Linked DNA regions of Homo sapiens: region 2 is linked to region 1. The links are chromatin loops, found by intact Hi-C in ENCODE. Cell type or tissue: heart right ventricle. All regions are shown on one strand. Each heading gives the region's core, and the rest is flanking DNA. Links, peaks and the distances in the headings are about the cores only. Region 1 overlaps FOXO1 (forkhead box O1). Region 2 has its middle 26 kb from the start of LINC00598.

Region 1 (10,576 bases), core at 5,395-7,894:
ATCACAACCTGTTCTTTGAAGCTTGGCATTAACTTCTCCTCTCTAGCTATGAAAGTCCTAGATGGCATCTTCTTCCAATAGAATGCCACTTCATCTACATTGAAAATCTGTTGTTTAGTGTGGCCACCTTCATCAATGGTCTTATCTACATCTTCTGGATAACTTGCTGCTCCTTCACTTTGTACTTTCATGTTATGGAGATGGCTTCTTTCCTTACACCTCATGAACCAACAACCTCTGCTAGTTTCAAACTTTTCTTCTGCAGCTTCCTCACCTCCCTCAACCTTCACAGAATTTAAGAGTTACGGCCTTGCTCTGAACATGGCTTTGGCTTAAAGGAATGTTGTGACTGTTTTGATCTTCTATACAAACCACTAAAACTTTCTCCAGATCAGCAATAAGGCTGTTTTGCTTTCTTATAATTTGTGTTCACTGGAATGGCATTTTTAATTTCCTTCAAGAACTTTCCCTTTGCATTCACAACTTGGCTGACTGGCATAAGAGGCCTAGCTTTTGGACAATCTGGGCTTTATACATGCCTTCCTCACTAAGCTGAATCATTTCTAGCCTTTGATTTACAGTGAGTGAGATCAGATGGTGTGACTCTTCCTTTTATTTGAACATGTAGAAGCCATTGTGGGGGTTTTAATGGCCTAATCTCAATATTGTTTTGTCTCAGGGATAGGGAACCCTGAAGAGGGGGAGACAGATGGGGAATGGCAGGTTGGTGGAGCAGTGAGAACAAACATTTATCAGTTAAGTTTGCAGTCTTATATGGGTATTAGAATTTTTTTTAATAAAAAGCTCCTCAAGTGAGTCTAATTCCACTCTCTAAAACTCATCCCTTGAGAAAGGCTGAATAACAATCCACATATACCTCCAAGGCAGAGAGACCTTGCTCACCCATCTCAAAACTGCCCCCACTCACCTACCTAGTCAGTACCTGAAATGTAAATATTATTTGGGGCTGGGCATGGTGGCTCACACCTGTAATCCTAGCACTTTGGGAGGTCAAGGTAGGCATATGGCTTGAGCCCAGGAGTTCAAGACCAGCCTGGGCAACATGGAGAAATTCTATCTCCACAAAAAATGCAAAAAAAAAAAAAAAAAAAAAAAAAAAAAAAAGCCAGATGCAGTGGCACGTGTCTATAGTCCTAGCTATTCAGGAGGCTGAGGTAGGAGGATCACCTGAGCCCGGGTAGGTTGAGGCTGCAGTGAGCTGTGATTGTGCCACTGCACTCCAGCCAGGGGGGCAAAGTGAGACCCCATCTCAAACAAACATTATATATATATTTGGATATTATTTGGATGAATCTACAGAGACAATAAGATTTCTTGTCCTGCTATTAATCAGCCCAATAACCAAGCACATAAATTCCCCTTTCCTGAAGGCAACCGAATAAGCGAGTAGTTATCCCTCCAGTCTAATGGTCCGACTCTTCTAGGAAGCTTCGGATGTTATGATTCACTAGGTATGAAGCGCAGCTTGGCAATCTATTAAAGCAGTCATGGTACTGGAGCCAGGTTTGGGAACACCTGAACTACTTTCATGTGTAAGATTCTTTTCAGTTCTACTATTCTAAGAAAATAAGGTAACTATGTTATTCCAGGTAGATTCTGATTTAACAAGAGGAAGATGAAGTCCCAGAATATTCTTAACAAGTATCTTATATGACAGGCAAGTATGAGAAACACTATGTTAGTGGTACTTTTGGTCATTAACACCAAATAATAAAAGGCAATTCATTAGATATTTATGAAAGGATGTCTAAAAAACACAACTGTAATCTTACGGATAAAAAGCCAGTTGGTTCTGGGATCAAATTTTAAGTCATCATTGTTTTTCAGAAAGAAAAACAGAAGCAAGAGTTAAGAGAATAAGGAATGTCAACCTCACCTTGCAATTTCCTGGAATTTTCCTCCCCCGCTTTCCCCTTTAGTATGTAAGTATTTCCTCTGCGCGCGCGCACACACACACACACACACACACACACACAGCCAACTTCACAATGGAGTTTTGAAAAGATTACTGCTCCATATGCCAACAGGCAAGTCAGGGACTCAGTGGAAAGGACACTATTCCAGAGCACAGCCTTCTCCCAGCCAGATCACACCAGCTTCAGCTGTTCCAGCTCTGCAGAGAAAGGGTAATCACTTCTTATCAAACATTGATAACACCTAAAATTCCTTTACAGTTCTGACTTCAGGGTGGAAGTGCAATTCGTATTTGCCCTGAAGACATGAAAAGTGGAATGCGCTTTCATGAGATGAAAGCTTCTGCGGAAATAATTGATTCAGGTGAGCCCTACTCAGGTTAATCTCAAAAGAAAGAAGCAAGAAACCTCATCCAGGAAAGTGGACCCAGCAGCTGCCCATTTTCAAGGGTTGTATACAAAAGCTAAACGACAAGATGTCCAGATGGATGAAAAACCCTATCCTAGCTAGTCTGTGCCAGCAAGACTTAAAAAACAAACGGTGTCTTTTGGGTCTGTTTGATTTAGTACGTAAGTTTAACTAGTTCCATGTTTGAGACCAATCCAGAGAGGGGCTACTTAAAAACTGGCTCAGCCCAAATCATTGTGTGTTCAAGTGACTGACCTGTGAACTCCCTCCTCATTTCCCATATATGGCCAATTCTCCATATATGGATTCATCTACCTGTTTCCCCTAACTTCAAGGCTGCTGCCATGACACAAAGGTCTTGAAAGAATGTGGGAAAGCCCTCAGGCTAAAACTCTGGATCACAATCCATAAAATAGTGAAACCAATTGAGAGGATTGTGGCTAGCATTTCTGTAAATAATAACAAAACAGTCTTACATAAATGGCTAAGCACAGTACTATTTTGTAAAACTCTTCTATCATTGTGTGCATATGTGCACTGAGTCATACTGTAAAATGGATTTCTCACTATGCATCAAGATGGGAAGAAACTGAGAAAGCCACAGAAACAGAAGGAAACATACTACTTCCTACAGGATATGCTTTCTCTCTCTAAGAAGGGCTTAATAACAAAAGCCCAATAAAATGGTGGCACAGTCCCATCCCCGGGTTTCCAGGGAGACCCCAATCCCATCAAGAACACCTACTCCTCACAGGCAACAGAGGCACCCCCTTGTGAAGCTGTTCAGCAGCCTGCACAGAAGATATGACTCTTGCAGTCTGGAATAAAAGGCACCAAATGGGAAATAGTGTGTAGGGATAAAAGGTACCAAATGGGAAATAGTGTGTAGTATCAGTTTTGACAATTTTTGTAACCAAGTAACTTTTGAGCAAGTTACTCATTTCTCATTTGCTTATCAACAGAATGATCATGGAATGCTAAACCTCTACAGGGTGCAATCTTAAGGAAATGTTACTACTTAAACCTTTTACCTGCACAAGACTGCCCCTCTGTCTTTCCTCTCTGATGGGTACGGAAGTTACTGACATGCAAAGTCAGCACAAGGGAACCGTGGCTCAGGCAAACGAGGAAAAATGAATTTAGATTATGTTTACAGCCAAGGAAAGGAGACACGTTGAACAATCCTCTACTGGAAACATTGCTAAAGTGTTTTTAAACTGAAGATTATACCACCACTTAAGATATTTTTTGTCTGCTATTTTACCCAGCATATTACAAAACTGCATCTAGGACTGAAATAGCAGATTGCCTCAAGAGCAAATGACAATATTTGTACCAGAAATGTTGGCAACCAGCAGCACAGATGGGTTTCTGCACAGCAATCTTCAAACTGGGACTCCAAGAATAACTCCACCTACTGCACCAATGTTAAATTGCTGAATCCAAAGTCAGAAGGGCTCATTATTCCATATTTTTCCACCACCTTCTTCCCAAAGGCACGTGTACCTGCCTGACCTCCTCTGCCTGAGAAGGGCTCAGAACAAAGTAAAAAAAAAAAAAAAAAAAGTGGGAGTGGGCAGGGCGGAGCAGGAGACCACAATAAGAAGCAAATACGAACAGATAGTGAAAGATTGATTATCCGTGAAAGGAAGGAAAACAAAAATGACTGGAAAGTCCAGATAAGCCAAACAGCTATTTACATGACTAGTTTTAAACTTCCCCTTCAAATACAAATAAGAAAAAATAAAGATTTATCTTAATTTCATCTCCTCTCCAAGGCTGGGTACCCTTGCTTGAGGAGTCAAATAAAAACTTATTTTTGCTAAAAGACTCAAGGACAGAGAGAGAAGCTGCCATTAACCATGTTGATTACTAGGATGGCCCCAAAGACAGTCCATCTATACCTAAAGCACGGCTCAAGTGCTTGGAGAAAATCTTTGTTGCTTCTTCCACATCTGCTCTTCCTGCCTGCCAACTGAGATGCACTGTTCTCCCTCCATTCCTCTGCATTTCTACCGAATGGTCTGGAAAGCCAAATGAAACGGAAGTCTTCACTTAATGAGACATTAATTATGAAGTCCATCCAACTAAAGTGCTGTCTTCAGTGTTCACAGTAGCCTCTCCCCACCTTTTAAAAGGGCCAGAGGGTTGATGGTGGTAATGGGTCTCTGCCTCTGTGCCACCCTAGGTTGACTTCCAGGGGTAAACTTTAAGGCCTTTCATGTGAAAGAGAGTCAATGCACTAACATTTTCGGGCTAGAACGGCACTTTTCAAATTGCATAACACAGAGTACAGAGCACTACTGCATTATGCTCCATATCCTCACATCTGCTATGGTGCGGGAGGAAGCCCAGGATAGAAAGGATTCAATTCAATTAACAGAACCTTGGGAGTTCAGGCAAGCAGAATCCTACATTTAAATAAATGCCCATTTAACCCTAAAGAAACTGAGTAGAGGAGGATTAGGGAGTGCTCATCTTCCACCTTTCCTCTCCAACAATCAAGGTGTTCCTTGCTCAGGCTCTACTTACAATTCCCTGAACTGCACAGTCAGGAAGTTTGAGTGTATCTGCACAAGACTTCTCTAGCTTCATTACCAAACCTTGAGTCACCTGAATCCGAACAGGCCAACTGATGTTTTAAGTGGAACAAAATTCCCTGCCTACCTTTTCTTTTTCCATTTATTGGGCTAAAAAGGTAGTGAAAATGTGGGCGGTTAAACCCTCCATAACCATCACTAACAGAAGCAAACAAATGTTCACAGAATCCCAAAGTCCAGGAACAAATTATATTTAAGTTTTCACCCTTAAACTGAGTTTAAGATTTTGGGGGGGACATTTACTCCAAGCCAAAAAGTTATCCTAAGAAGACCCCTCACTTACAGGGGCTGGGAAGCACTATGATTATTTTCCTGTTATCCATCTAATCTCAACCCACCCCGGCAGAGGCCCCAGCCTAATGAACAACCCTCAACCAAATCTTCCTGAAAGAATTCAGAATGAGCAACTATGGAGGTCTCCTTGGTAGAATAAAGGGCCTGTCCCTCATAAAGACAACATAAAAAGAGTCAAGGACACAAGTGATTTAAAAGTGTCACTGATTGACCAGGAGTGATGACTCACTCCTGTAATCCCAGCACTTTGGGAGGCCGAGGTGGGCAGATTGCTGGAAGTCAGGAGTTCAAGACCAGCCTGGCCAACATGGTAAAACCCCATCTCTATTAAAAATGCAAAAATTAGCCAGGCATAGTGGTGCATGCCTGTAATCCCGGCTACTTTGGAGGCTGAGGCACAAGAATCACTTGAATCCAGCAGGCAGAGGTTGCAGTGAGCCTGAGATCGAACGACTGCATTCCAGCCTGGGCGACAGAGCGAGACTCTGTCTAAAAAAAAATAAATAAGTAAATAAATGAAAGTGTCACTGATGCCAACTGTCCATAAGACAGTCAAGGCAGACCATCAAGAAATGGCTGCAAGAATATTCTACATTCAAAGACATCTCAAAAGTAACTATCTATTCACATAAACAGTTTAATACAACTCAATCCAATTCTTGCCAATTCTAAACAAGAAAAGACTGGCATAAAATATAAATCTTCTCCCCAATCAAGGCCAACAATGAAATTAAAGAAAAAAAACTCTCACATGAGTACAGTCTGTATTATTTATAGAAACAACTTTCATATCCATTTCAAGTTACTTAAATTCAAAACTTGCTAATAATAGAAACAGTATGTAAGTGTCACTAAAACCGGAAACTGCTGCAAAATAACAGAATATTTCAGAGTCAAATTCAAGGATCTGTGTTGTAAAATATTTCGTCTTTGTTACTCTATCAGCATTTAATTTATAAAAAGTGAACATGTTCTACTTTGGTTAATTAACCACTAACATAAGTCAAATAATGAATGCTGCTGCCTCCTAAATTAATCAGAATAGATTAACAGAATCCTTTGAGCTTATTGTTTCAGAACAAATTTCAAAGCCACCACAGTAACTTTCTGGAAGTTAAGAAAGAGGAAATGTGCTTCTCATGTCAACAGCAGAGCAGTTTTCAGGAGTCCCATTGTTTCAGTGCAGGGAGCTCAGCTGTCCTGGACTGTCCTGAGTCAAGACAGGAAGAGCTGTCAGACTTCTGGGGCTGATCACTCAAGCATGACTGGACAAGACCAGAAGCAGCAGATGTTTAAAGGGTGATGGGAAACAACTATGCAAAGAAGGAAACACTAGTAACTTGAAGAGTTACCAAAGCCTCACTCTGTTGACATAATTTGCAATCAATAAATACGTTTTAATAAAAGTCTGCAAGTTTGTACGATGGGAGCCTCTCTCTCCCTGCTGCTGTGGCCCCTACCCAACTCCTCCCAATAACAGCAGTACTATTTTACAACCCCTAGAGCAGGTCTTAAAATGTAAGAGAGATTTTAAAACCATCATTTCTGTCCAAGAATGACTATTCTGGCATAGTGACGCAAAGAAAAGCCATTCAGATAAACAAGAAACCTATTCTCCAAGAACAAGGAATTGGATTAGACTAGTAATATCTAATAACATCTAAGCCCAATGATGCAAACAAAACAACACAACAGGAATGTGTACTATACTATGGGCCAAATGCCGCAAACAGAAACCTTCTCCTTGCTAAGACTCTTCGGTCTCTTCTTACATAAAGACTCCAGGCAATTACTGTCCCCAAAATAGCTTTCTTTCCAAAATGACCATTAACCAAATGCCCCTCTTGCGGAGTTACAGAAGAGGATAGATGTCAAGTGTTCCATCAAGTGGAACAAGAACTAAAATATGGAACCTTGAAACCACAACTGCTGATATACCAAGGATGAATCCCAATAAACCAGAAAACTCACTCAAAAGTTTAGTTTTCCATCTCCACAGCATGGGTTATCCCAGCAGTCTCAAAGGCTCACACCTGTTTCACTGGCTCAGCTTTGCCGTCAACGGGAGATGTGGAGATATGCTGCAATATCGTTCCAGTTTCAATAACATACCACGCTGGACTAATGCCTTCTGTGTGGCTTTTTTTTTCTTTTTTAAGAATATCAAAATGCTAGGGGCTTGAGAGAGATTTAAACATTTCACCTGGTACAAGTAGCATTAGGACTTTCAAAAATACCAAATTGTTCACATCACAATGTTTCACTTAACGCTACACTTTACGAGCTGGCCATCAAAATCCTCTTCTACTTCATACCTACTCTCCTCATTTATCACTTTCTGGTTTCTAAGGTACTAAAGTATTGAAAAAGAAAAACACAATGCTCAGGTTCTGGAAGGCCTCTCGGAGGATGGGGCCTGGGGACAGATGGAGGACCCCTTTATACCAAAGGCAAGAGGACTAGCAGTCCCAAGTGGAGAGGGAGGACTGCTTCAGAGTTCAACAGAGGTCCATCGTTTCTGATCTGCAAATCAGCTCAGAAATAAAAGAGACTCTTCCTGCCAAAAAAAATACAAAGCAAGAAGGGGAGCAATGAGAAATCCAACAGGGTCAAACACCTTGAAAGGGGGCAAGCTGTAGCTTGCTGCTACTGCTAGGAGGGCAGCAGTGTTGAGTTTCCTAGCCGGGTGGCTCCCACGTTCTGGACACGGCACCATGAGGAGGTCTAGGCAGAAAGTAGCTCATAGGGAAGAGGCAAGGCTCACAAAGAGAAGGATCATCAGCAGTGCACTTCAGTCAAAGTTGGTGCAATTGAATTTTGAGCAGCTGAAGGTCCAGAGACCTCCAGGAATGGAGAAGTACAAAGCAGCCAGAGGCCCAGAACAGGAAACCTGGTGCCATACTTACTGGGCAGGCCAGCCAGGTAGGGCGCCCAAGAGGGATGATGGAAAGGACAGACAGCAGAGTGGAGACTAGCAGATGATACATTCTGGGTGGCTATAAATAAGAACGCTTTAGACCATAAAGGCCAATTGTTTTATAATTTTACTAGTCTTGTTACTTTCATAAAACTATAGCAAAAACTACTAAAAATATATATATTTTTTGAGACAGAGTCTCACTCTATCGCCCAGGCTAGAGTGAGGTGGCTCGATCTTGGCTCACTGCAACCTCCACCTCCCAGGTCCAAGCAATTCTCATACCTCAGCCTCCTGAGTAGCTGAGATATTTTTACAGCTGTGTGCCACCACGCCAGGCTAATTTTTGCATTCTTAGTAGAGACAGGGTCTCATGATGTTGGTCAGGCTGGTCTCGAGTTCCGGGCCTCAAGTGATCCACCCGCCTTGACCTCCCAAAGTGCTGAGATTACAGACGTGAGCCACCGCACTCAGCCCTATTAGAAATTTTTTGTTTCTACAGCTCCATAAGTAAATTAGAGCTCTGCCAGTAGATTAAATGAAATAAATCACTACACTTGAATTCTCACAAACTGTGACATCTGTATCCTCACCCATCAACACAACCTGTATATTACCTATGCATTACTCTTCCAAACTGGGTAAACCAGAATGTGCAATCCCCATCTTATTCAATCTTCATGCTACTCTGATCTCCAATCTCCAGCACTCCGCTTACTAAATTCCAGACAAACTAATTGAGGACCTGTATCCTGATCATGATTTAAAAAAAACAACTTCATCAAAACTCAGGACAGAGAAAGTTGCTCTCAGCTCACTGTACAATTTGTTTTGTGAACTAGACCTGCAATATCTTTGAAGGAGTTACCTTAAATTATTAAAAGCAAAAGACCCATCTATATCTCAAAGTTCCAGAACAAAGCTTTTCACTTTCTGAATAGCAGCGAAGCAGAAAAGACAACTTAAACCAGAAGGGTGCCCTGATTACTACATTCCTCCCAAACATGTTCTGAATATCTCCAATTCTCCTCTCCTGCCTCTTGGAGGAACACAACCAGAACTACAGCATCAGGTTAACCTTGTCTTGAATGTAAGCTCCTGAAGATCTAAATATTTTGTCTCACACTTTGTCTTTCTGCAATACTTAGCACAGTCAGGAAACCAGACTTTTAATAACTAAAACAGAATTTAAATTACTCCCTCACTTTTTCCAGTTTCAATAATCCCAATCCCTATTTTCCAATCCTTTACACTTTATTGCTTCACAGTGATGGCAGGCCCCTATTGTCTTCCCAAGAAATGGTAAAGGCGTGTACAGGAGGCATTTCTGGGTCTCACATGATCAAACATAATTAAAGGTATATGGTTTCTAGTACCAAACCAATAAGCAATCACTTCACAGCCTATATAAGATAATAATTATGTTTATAACACCATTAAAACATCAACTATGCCTCAAGAATAAAGGGAAGCATTTTGTTTTGGGGGCTTTTTTGTTTTGTTTTGTTTCTGAGACAGGGTCTCACTCTGTCACCCACATTGGAGTGCAGTGGCGTGATCATTGCTTACTGCAGCCTCAAACTCCCAGGCTCAGGTGATGGCCCCACCTCAGCCTCCCGAATAGCTGGGACCATAGGCACATGTCACCACGCCTGGCTAATTTTTGTTGGTTTTTTTTATAGAGACAGGGTCTCCCTATGTTGCCCAGGCTGGTCTCGAACTCCTGGGATCAAGTGATCCGCCCACAATGGCCTCACAAAGTGCTAGAATTACAGGCATGAGCCACCGTGTCCAGCCTAAGGAAATATTTTGGAATTAGACTATTTAAAATCTAAGACTCAAAGGGGAGAAGTATTGAACCTCACATCATCCTGCCACTGGAAAACAGTTCACTTCCAGGGTTTCAAGCACCAATTTACAATCATTCCAGGATGTCACTGTCTTCTTCCTAGGTAATCTAAAACTGCAGCAAAGAAAAGTTCTTACCACTGTAGACTGTGCTTTAAAAATATTTCAAGTTCACACTTCAACTATGGTAAAATGTAAGTAATACATATTACTTACTTAATACCTATTACTTACTAAACATACCAACCTATGGCTTAGTTCTATTTATACCAAAGGTAAAGGGAAAAAAAATAGTTTTATTGTTTGCTATTTTTTCAAATGGGAGTTAATTACGTAAAGAATCCTCTGGCTTGCAGTAAATCTACCCCAATATAATGTAACAAAAAAATCAGGACTTTGGATCCTTCTCTGACATCCTTCTGTGCTCCTTAAATAGATATTTCATTGGCTTTCAAGTGCTCAACTTTTGGCTCTGAGATAATTTGCATTTAGTTAAGACATTTTAAGCCACCCTGTCACCATTATAGAGAACTGCCTAATGAGGTCCCCTTAGACGAGGTCTGATTTGACAACC
Region 2 (10,576 bases), core at 4,331-6,830, 82 kb before region 1:
AAAATAAAATGAAAAGAAAAAATATATTCTCCCAGGACCTGGCAGCAAATATCCCATTGAAAGAAAACCGGATTCCCAATTTTGCTTTTATAAAAATCTCTGATATTCATCTTCTCGAGCAATAATAGCATCTTTGTCTAGGGAAAAAACATCTGGTTTATTTATATGGTTTGACTTATATCTGGTAAGGAGAGGAGTAGCAGGTAGTCAGTGCTCATGAGTATCATGGAATCAGTACAGTGGAGCAATTAAGAGCTTAGACTTTAGAGTCTGAAACACTAGGGTCCCTTTCCCAGTTCAGCCACTCATGCACCATGTGGACACAGACTAGTTACTTATCCTCTTATTGCCAACACCTGACTCAGAGTGTTGGCAATGAAATGACTTCATGAAAGCCAAGTGCAGGATAAAGAACCTCGTGCATAGTGAGCATATAAAACATTATCATCATCATCATCATCAGCCATCAACAACCGCAAACTTCCAATCGCCTGCTACATTCAAAGACCTGCCCAAGGCACTGAGAGATGTTCACAGTTCTTTTTAGGAAGAATGTTTGAGAGATTTGAGAGGTATTTGTCAAGTATAACAATGGATTTAAAGATATCCAGGAAAAACTATCAGTATAATCACTTTTCTAAACTACAAGCAAATTGCATAACATAAGCATTATCTTTTAACTATACAAATAATGCAAACTAACTAGTTTAGAAAGCAAGGAGGCACAAGGAAGCATCCATTTGCCTGGACATTTGTTCGCTGGTTGCTCCTATGCTTAAGTTAGTTGTTTCTTAGGGGCTGGCCACAGTCCCATTGGATGAGAAGCTTACAACCATCATAGTCTTACTTCTGCTCCTTTAATTTCCAAGTTCCTAGGGGCAACACTATAGCTAAATATCAGGACTAGAGATGAATGCTCAACTACACACACACACACACACACACACACACACACACACCCTCCCCTCTATGACATCCCACGTCACCATCACCCTCAATGGCAACTTTCTATGGAATTTTATCCACTTCTCTGGTTCTTTGTTCTGGGATATCCTCCCTTTTTCACCAAACATGGAGTCATGTCAGCTACTCTTGTTTATTATCATACAGAATGGCTCATACCTCGTAATGTAGGAATGTTCTGTGCTATTGCTGCAAACCATTAAACTTTAAAGCATAGAATAGCTTTCATGTTTCTTCTTCTTTGGAAGAAGACAAAGCACTGACTTCACTGCCATTTGTTTCATAACTTACTCACATTACAGCCCTGAAAACATTCTACTGTTTTGGCCCAAATGGCTTCCTTGAGTGAAGAGCATAGGTTTCTACAGCAGAACCAGCAGGTTAGCTCTCAGGGTCAACCAATGCACACAATGGACTCTGGCTCCCAACAGCTAGTGCTTCAGTCCCCAGATTAAGGGCCATTACTGTAGATGAGCCATCCTTACCACCCATACAGCAATGGACCAATTTGGAAGGAGCCACTGGTCAGCTTTATACTTAGAAGACAGTTACAAGAGGAGCAACAGAGAGTAGTGACCTTACTGAATGCTCTTTGTACTTATACTCATCCAGGGACCTACGAGGCTGTGAGTAGCCGAAACTGATGTGCTGAAAAGTAGAGCGAAATGGAAATAGATCTGTTATGAGACAGAAGGTCTTATAGCCCAAAATTAACTTACTGCAAACATCCATCTTTGCTCCCAGTCCAAAAGTCATCCAACATAACTCAGCCAATGCCGACGTCCAGAGAATTAACGAGTAGCTGCTAGTTTCTGCTAGATCATTCTTTATCAGAACATAATTCTGTAAGCCCCCTGTTAAATTTTCAGAATCCTAAAGGGAGGGAGCCTATCTCCTCTATCTTTACATTCCAGTTCTTAGCACAAATGGCTGGTATAGAGCAAGCTCACCATAGATATTTGCAACATGAGTTGAGGAAAAGCAAACATCATCCTCCTGAGCTTAGTGTTCTCAGGAATCCCCAAGCTTTTGAAGAATGGAGGAATGACCTTCTAACTCCAGTCACATCATGACTAGAGATGAATGTTCAGCACACACAGGAACACACAGATACACACACACACACACACACACTCCCTCCATGACACCCCATTGTTTCCCTAAACCAGAGTCAAGTACTAGGATGCAGGCTTTCTGGAATGCACCTCCCTGGAATTCCCAGCCTATGTTGATTCTATGAGTAACCATCAGACACTGGCTACCACTATCTGTCATCAGATAATATCCTTTTCCTCCCACTAGCCAACTGGATTTTGAACCTGAAATACCCTTAGAAGGATATTTTCATTTTAGTTCGTAGTCTGGCTGCAGCCTCAGCCAGGCAGGCGGGCAGGATACAAGGGTCACCACACATTCCTGCTGGCTCTGGAAGGCAGAGCCATGGCCTGTCACCCTCAGGGCCTTGCCAGCCAAGATCCACCCATCTCAACAGCATTCTTCTTTCCAAGGGCCTCTCTCTCCAGCCAACTTCCTCTTCAACCTATTATTCTGAGGCACTTGGCTCTCCCTTGTTCCTGTGGGGTAGCCTAAGTGGGTGGCTACTTTTTACATGTCACAAAATTGCACTTGGTTTTCTACCATCTGGCCTTCTCCAATACACTGGCTATATGTTCTGGTTTGCTACTCTCTCTCCAGTGTGATTTACAAATTTCTTTCCCGAATGTGCTTTCCAGATACGAGGCTCCAGTGTGGAGAAACAGGTGTAGACTTCTTGTCAAAACTGCCAAAGGCTAACACCACTGACAGGCAAGTGTCTCCTCACTCCCCAGGGACTCCGCACCCTTGGAATGGAACAAGGAGGAAAGCTATAACTGGGTCCCCTAGAGCACAGACTCAGGACTGGGGCCCATTTCGCTGGGGTTCTGGGGTGACTAGATTCATACCTCTTCATTAATTTGATTGCCAAGAATTCAAGAGTGTATCCATTACTTCTTTTCAAAGATTTTATCTTCTTTATCTGTTACTGCTTTTATGATTGAATTTTTTGTTACAGATTACTTGTTAATATCTGAATATTTCTATGGATTTCCTATGGAAAGATATGAAAATAATTCTTTCTGCGGTGCATTTACAGTTTCGTAGGCTGCATTATCAAGTATATACTGGACAAGAGACAGCTTATATTTTGACAAGGCATTGATGACAGTTGAATCTTCAGCTTAAAATTTTACATATCTGATGATGGGAAGAATTTGTCACAGAATAGCTTCTGGCCCCTTCCATGTCAAACCTTGATCATCTTCTATTACCCACACACTTCTGGTGCCAGGTCCTTAAATGCCTGTTCACCTCAGCTCAGTCATGGAACTGGTTGAGTCAGCACAATCGGCATTAGAAGCATTTCTGTAAACTACTCACACGAGTGGCTACAAATAGTTAACTATACACAGAAGCAACTGTGAACCTCATAAATATATACCTCTAATCCAAACTAAATGTCTGCTTGACTCCGCTTCCCTTATTCTGATCCCAAAAATGCCTGCAGTCACCAATTCAAGAAGGGAGTATATTGGAGAGGAAATCGCACTAGAAAGAGACTGTGGTCTTAACCAATTATAGATCATTTATCTTACTTGTATAAATTTTACAAAAACCTATAAGCATGTGAACAGTTTACTGGACCCTCACATGGCTGTGAAGGTGAAGGAGCCTGAGCCGAGGCTTTGATTATCTTTATTGGAAATCCACTCTGTCAATCAGAACAGATGTAGCTGATGAGCAATCAGCTCCATTACCCGGCACCTACTGGCTGAACAAGCATCCCTGAATGTTGACTGCTAACGTTCATAAACATCTGTACGTGTTTATGACTAAACACTAGGTTCTCACTCTAACTTGTTTTAAGTTCTGTTTTGCCATCCTTTTCTTTCATTATATGTTATTGCAGCCTTGATCTGTACATTTAGGCATTTTTAAATATGTGGTATGTATTAAGGGGCTTTCTGGGATCACAGAATATATCTCTCTACAAAGGAGGGTGTAAGAATAGCTTGGATGAAAGGGCAAAATCCAAGCATCCCTGAATGTTGACTACTGACAGTCATAAGCATCTGTAGGTGTTTATGAATAAAGGTTAGGTTCTCACTCTAAGTCGTTTCAAGTTGTTTTGCCATTTTTTTTCTTTCATTAAACAGTTCCTTCTTGCCTTCCTTTAAATGCTCATTTGCTGTGGTCTCAACCTCTTGCATTTTTATGTTATTGAAGCCTTGATCTGTGCACAGTAGGTATTTTTAAATATGTGGTGTATACTAAGGGGCTTTATAAAGACAGGATTACAGAACATATCTATCTCCAAAGGAGGATGTAAGAATAGCTTGGATTAAAGGGCAAAACATGTAGATCAGGTAAAGGAAGGTATTAAGCAGTCAACTGATGAGCCAACCAACCAAGCCACCGAGAGTCCTAGGAAGCATTTCCTGCCCTCAGATCAGGTCAGGAGCCAGACATTGGTGTCTGTGTGTTGGTTTCTCCTCTACTGGAATGCACGTGTGTTGACAGCAGGACCTGCATCCTTCATCTCATGTGTCCAGCATGGTACATGTGCAATCAGCTTTATCAAATGAATGAATGAATGAATGAATGACAAAACATGGAGAATGGTCTGTTTTGTTGACGGTTAGGATTGTTGATGATTAGGAGTCACTGGAAACCTTGGCAAGTGTGATTCTGGCAAAGGTGATGCAGAGGAAATCAGATCAGAGAAATTCCGGAAGCATGTTGTTTATGAAGGAAACTCATTGTGGATGCATGCTACAGGATATAGGGAGTGAGGGGGACAGGAACTGCAGTTCTGAACAGGGCCAAATATCTGGGTTTTATTTTATAAAAGAAGGTATCCAAAAAGAGAGGCTGGGACCCAAAGAAAAGAAGAAGAGAGCTGGAGGCGGGGTGCAAGAGGCAGAACAGGGATGTGTCTAGATGATGACAAAAGACCTTCCTGAAGCTGGTGACTTAGTGGGCTTGTATGATGCAGGGTCCTGGACCTTGGTCTCCTGTAGGGAAATGCTTACCTCACGGGCCACAACACCAGCACAAGCAAATGAGCTTCCTGGTAAAAATGAGCGACACCATCAGAGAGACATCAGAAGGGAGGCATCAGAGGCACCAGGTAACGGGAGGGGAAGCAACATGCAGCACCCACAGATGGCAACAGTGGAATGAGAATGCACCAGAAGGTCCTGGTGGGTGGCAAGCAGGATTCTGCCTCCGCCAACTCATCAACACAACACGGGTTCTTTTCGTCTTTCCTCTAACCACAAATCATTCATTAATTTTCTTTAGTGTCTTCCGGGATTGCCATCCTCCCATTTCCATTGAGGATTCCTCAACTTAACAAAAGTGTTCGTTGGGTTAGAACCAGACCTGAAAGCAGCGAGGGAGGAGCACGCACACACATTTCATTATGAATTTGTAGCTTACATGCACCCAGTAGTTCTTCCTCAGATGGATGCATATTTTATCTATGTGAATTACCCTGGAGTTGTGACTTTCTAATTTTGTCTTAATTAAACGTGTTTCCTTTCCCAATTAGCCAGGTCTATGTTGAGTTTTAAGGTAACTCTCCAAGGTGCCAACATTCCCCCAACCTACTGTCACACACAAATGTCCACACCTTCCACTTATTCAAGTAAAAGAACCAGAAGGAAGGATGTTCATTCCCTTTTTTTTTTTTTTTTTTTTTTGAGACAGAGTCTCATTCTGTCACCAGGCTGGAGTGCAATTGTGCAATCTCGGCTCACTGCAACTTCCACCTCCCGGGTTCAAGCGATTCTCCTGCCTCAGCCTCCCGAGTAGCTGGGATTACAAGCATGCACCACCACGCCCAGCTAATTTTTGGTATTTTTAGTAGAGACAGGGTTTCATCGTGTTGGCCAGGATGGTCTCAATCTCTTGAACTTGTGATCCACCTGCCTCGGCCTCCCAAAGTGCTGAGATTCCAGGCGTGAGCCACTGCGCCCAGCCCATTCCCTCTTTAATTAGCTTTTTCTCCTTATGCCTTTTTGATTTTTTCATCTCAACACAAAGCGAACACAAATCTAGAAAGAGAGAGAGAGAACTTCATCTGGAAACAAAAGATAGAACCCTTTCCATTTCATTGGCTGGCAATAAAGACTGAAACTTCATCACCATGTTGCCTGGCAACCCAGGAAATATTGTTGTGATTAAACAAAAACTATCTGGAGTAAATTCACAATGAAACAGCTGAAAAGCATTATATCATCCTGCATTCCACTATGAAGACATGAGCAGCAGATACCCTGGGACTGTTCACCCCCCAAAACACAAAAAAACAAATATACCGACATCGCCAAGAGGCAGCCTAGAGGCCAGGAAATTCCCTGGACTAGGATCAGAAGTCCTGGGCAAGTCTCATAACCTTTGGGGCGGTCAGAGTTTTTTTCATCTGCAGAAAGAACAAGTAGAATTAATAAGCTCTGACATTTCATGTTTCAAAAGAAATAGTAAAAACTGGGAGCATCGTGCCAGTCATCTTTTTGAACGGCAGCATTCATTTAAGAGCCATGAACAGTGATCCACAGGCCTAAAGGGTGAAAGTCGCCCATCTTGCCTTAAATAAAATCCACAGTGGGATTGGTTGGGTTCCCATAAGCTGTTGATGCCCCAGTTATTACAAGTAACTCTCCTGGCTTAGAAAAGCAGAAGCTCAGCATTATGAGAACAGCTCATCTCATTAAGACAAAAATATCTCCTAGAAATTTCTTTAAGGCTATTACAGCGAGCAACCTTGGAATCAAAGAGACCAGGCAAAATTAAAGCAACTTGTTTGTAGAAATCACAAGTGAGTAGACTTAAAAAAAAAAAAAATCTGACAAAAGAAGCTGCAGATGAAACCTAAAAACCACAGCAACAAAGCTTTGAAGAATATAGTGTGGTGGCTAAAAACATTAAAATCAAAGACTCTGGGTTCAAATTCTGTCTTTACCACTGATTGGTTGGGGTGCTATTGAAACTCTGCATCTCCATTTATCCATCTGTATGTGAGTATGATTACTGTAGGAATGAAATGAGTTAGTAATATGCTTAGAAGAGTGGCTGACACATAGTTAGCAGCTGTCGTTATTTCAGCATGAGCCCATAATTGTTAATACCAGTGCTAGAGTCAGATGGGCCTGGATTCAAAGCCCAGCACCACTGGTTATTAGCAGTTGACCTCTGTGCAAGCTTCTTAACCTCCCTCTAAGTCTCGGTTTTTCATCAATAAGATGGGAATAATCATATAATACCTCATAGAGTTGTGAGGATTAAATGAGATAATGCTTGTGAAATGCACAGCAGAACATAGCTGTCACAAATCTCTACTGTCCAGGATTCATCAAGAAATTTCTCTGCAATTTCCCTATTAATAGTTTCTCACTGCTTTTCCATGCCATAAAAACTAACAATGAGCCAGTCACGGTGCCTCATGCCTGTAATCTTGGTGGGAGGATCGCTAGAGCCCAGGAGTTCGAGAGCAGCCTGGGCAACAAAGTGAAACCCTTTCTCTACAAAAAATTTAAAAATTACCTGGGCTTGGTGGTGTACACCTGTAGTCCCAGCTACTTGGGAGGCTGAGGTGGGAGAATCACCTGAGCCCAGTAGGTCAAGGCTGCAGTGAGCCATGATCATGCCACCGCACTCCAGCCTAGGCAACAGAGTGAGACCTTGTCTCAAAAACAAACAAACCAACAAACAAAAAAACCCAAACAATAAATGGTTAAGATGGTAAATTTTATGTTATATATATTTTACTACAACATATTTACATTGGAAAAGGAAAACATCGGCTATCACGACATTTCAATGAGGGAAAAAATAGTCTTTTCAACAAATAATGCTGGGAAAATTGGATAACCACATGCAAAAGAATGAAGTTGGACCCTTTCCTCACACTTATACAAAAATTACCTCAAAATGAGTCAAAGACCTAAATGTGAAAGCTAAACTATTAAACTCTTAGAAGAAACATAGGCATAAGTCTTTGTGGCCTTGGATTAAGCAATAGTGTCTTAGCTATTATGCCAAAAGCACAAATAACAACCACAAAAAAATACATAAATTGGACATGATCAAAATTACAACTTTTGCCCTTCAGAGGACAGCATCAAGAAGGTTAAAAAAAAAAAACCTACAGAATGGGAGAAAATATTAGCAAATCATATATCTGATAAGGGACTTGTATCCAGCACATATAAATAACTTTTACAACTCCTTAATAAAAACACAAATTACCCAATTAATAAACGGGCAAAGGATCTGACTAGATATTTCTCCAAAGGAGATATATTAATGGTTAATAAGCACATGACTAGATTCTCAACATCATTAGCTCTTAGGGAAAGGCAAATCAAAGCCACAGTGATATCACTTCATACCACCAGGATGAATATAATAAAAAAGACAGAAATAACAAGTGTTGGTGAGAATGTGGAGAAATTGGAACACTCATTTACATTGCTAATGGGAATAAAAAAATGATGCAGCCATTTGTTTGGAAAACAGTCTTGACAGTTCCTCAAAAAGTTAAACATAGAGTTACCATATGATCCAGCAATTCAAGCCCTAGTTACATACCCAAGAGAACTAAAAACATGTCCATACAAATATTGTACACAAATCCTCTTAGCAGCATTATTCATAATTATCAAAAAGTGTAAACAACTAAAATTTCCACCAACTGATGAATAAATGTACTATATCCAGAAAATGGAATAGTATTCAACAATAAAAAGGAATGAAATGCTAATAAATGCTGCAGTATGACTGAAACTTGAAAATCTTGAAAGAAGCCAGTCACAAAAGACCACACAAATTGTATGATTCCACGAAATCATACAATCCATCAGGATAGGCAAGTCCATCAGCAGGAGGAAGTAAATCAGTTGTTTCCTAGAGGTGGGGGTATGGGGGATACTGATTATGGGAAATGGGGAATGACTGCTGATAGGTACAGGGTTTCCTTCTGGAGTGACGAAAATGCTCTAAAACTGATCGTGGCAATGACTACACAATTGTGAATATACTAACAACCACTGAATTGTACACTTTAAATGAGTGAATTGTATGGCACGCGAATTATCTTTTAAAAGCTGTTATACCCAGTAATGGGATTGCTGGGTCAAATGATATTTCTGGTTCTAGGTTTCTGAGGAATCACCAACTGTTTTCCACAATGGTTGAGCTAATTTACACTCCCACCAACAGTGTAAAAGCGTTCCTATTTCTCCACAGCCTCGCCAGCATCTGTTGTTTCTTGGCTTTTTAATAATTGCCATTCCGACTGGTGTGAGATGATATCTCATTGTGGTTTGATTTGCATTTCTCTAACGATCGGTGATGTTGAGATTTTTTTCATGTTTGTTGGCCGCATAAATGTCTTATTTTGAGAAGTGTCTGTTCATGTCCTTTGCTCACTGTTTAATGGGGTTGTTTTTTTTTTCTTATAAATTTGTTTAAGCTTCTTGTAGATTCTGAATATTAGCCCTTTGTCAGATGGATAGATTGCAAAAATTTTCTCCCATTCTGTAGGTTGTCTGTTTACTCTGATGATACTTTTTTTTTTTTTTTTTGCTATGCAGAAGCTCTTTAATTAGATACCATTTGTCAATTTTGGCTTTTGTTGCAATTGCTTTTGAAGTTTTCATCATGAAATCTTTGCCCATGCCTATATCCTGAATGGTACTGCCTAGATTTTCTTCTAGGGTTTTTATAGTTTGGGGTTTTACATTTAAGTCTTTAATCCATATAAAGTTAATTTTTGCATAAGGTGTAAGGAAGGGGTCCAGTTTCCATTTCCTGTGTATGGCTAGCCAGTTTTCCCAGCACCATTTATTAAATAGGGAATCCTTTCCCCATTGCTTGTTATTGTCAGGTTTGTTGAAGATCAGATGGTTGTAGATGTGCAGTCTTATTTCTGAGATCTCTATTCTGTTCCACTGGTCCATAAAGGAATATAAATCATTCTATTATAAATATACATGCACATGTATGTTCATTGCAACACTATTCACAATAGCAAAGACATAGATTCAACCCAAATGCCCATCAGTGATAGACTGGATAAAGAAAATATGGTACAAATACACCGTGGAATACTGTACAGCCATAAAAAGGAACGAGATCATGTCCTTTGCAGGGACATGGATGAAGCTGGAAGCCATTAACCTCAGCAAAGTAACACAGGGACAGAAAACCAAACACCACACATGTTCTCACTTATAAGTGGGAGTTGAACAATGAGAATACATGGACACAGGGAGGGGAACATTACACACTGGGGCCTGTCCGGGGGCAGGGGGAAGGAGAACATCAGGAAGGATAGCTAATGGATGCTGGGCTGAATACCTAGGTGATGGGTTGGTAGGTGCAGCAAACCACCATGGCACACATTTACCTATGTAACAATCTTGCACGGCCTGCACATGTATCCAGGAACTTAAAATAAAATAAAATTAATATTTTTTAAAAGACAAAAAAATTAAAAAGCTGTTATAAATAAAAAATTAACAATGGAAATTATCGGAAGCCTCTTCAGCTTGGAGGATCAATTCTGTAG

Evidence for each region. Hi-C counts contacts between places; a loop is a spot of excess contacts. Peaks named below come from ENCODE experiments on the same cell type or tissue, not always from the same donor. Only the 100,000 strongest peaks of a DNase experiment are listed, where the experiment ranks them.
Region 2: a loop joins it to region 1, with 2.9 times the contacts of the local background. A loop is called at or near these places in 4 of 110 quality-filtered maps.

Annotation. Positions count from the first base shown.
Region 1 is chr13:40,583,377-40,593,952 of GRCh38, forward strand. All of the region lies in intron 1 of FOXO1 (forkhead box O1), which reads right to left. Among named protein-coding and RNA genes, the nearest start is that of FOXO1, 78 kb to the right of the region's middle. RefSeq lists enhancers at 6,333-6,392, 6,403-6,642. In heart right ventricle, for the core only: no CTCF peak of the experiment used is centred there; a DNase peak (open chromatin) is centred at 6,455; H3K27ac peaks cover 2,500 bases.
Region 2 is chr13:40,502,072-40,512,647 of GRCh38, forward strand. No RefSeq gene overlaps it. Among named protein-coding and RNA genes, the nearest start is that of LINC00598, 26 kb to the left of the region's middle. In heart right ventricle, for the core only: no CTCF peak of the experiment used is centred there; no DNase peak of the experiment used is centred there; H3K4me3 peaks cover 403 bases; H3K27ac peaks cover 1,419 bases.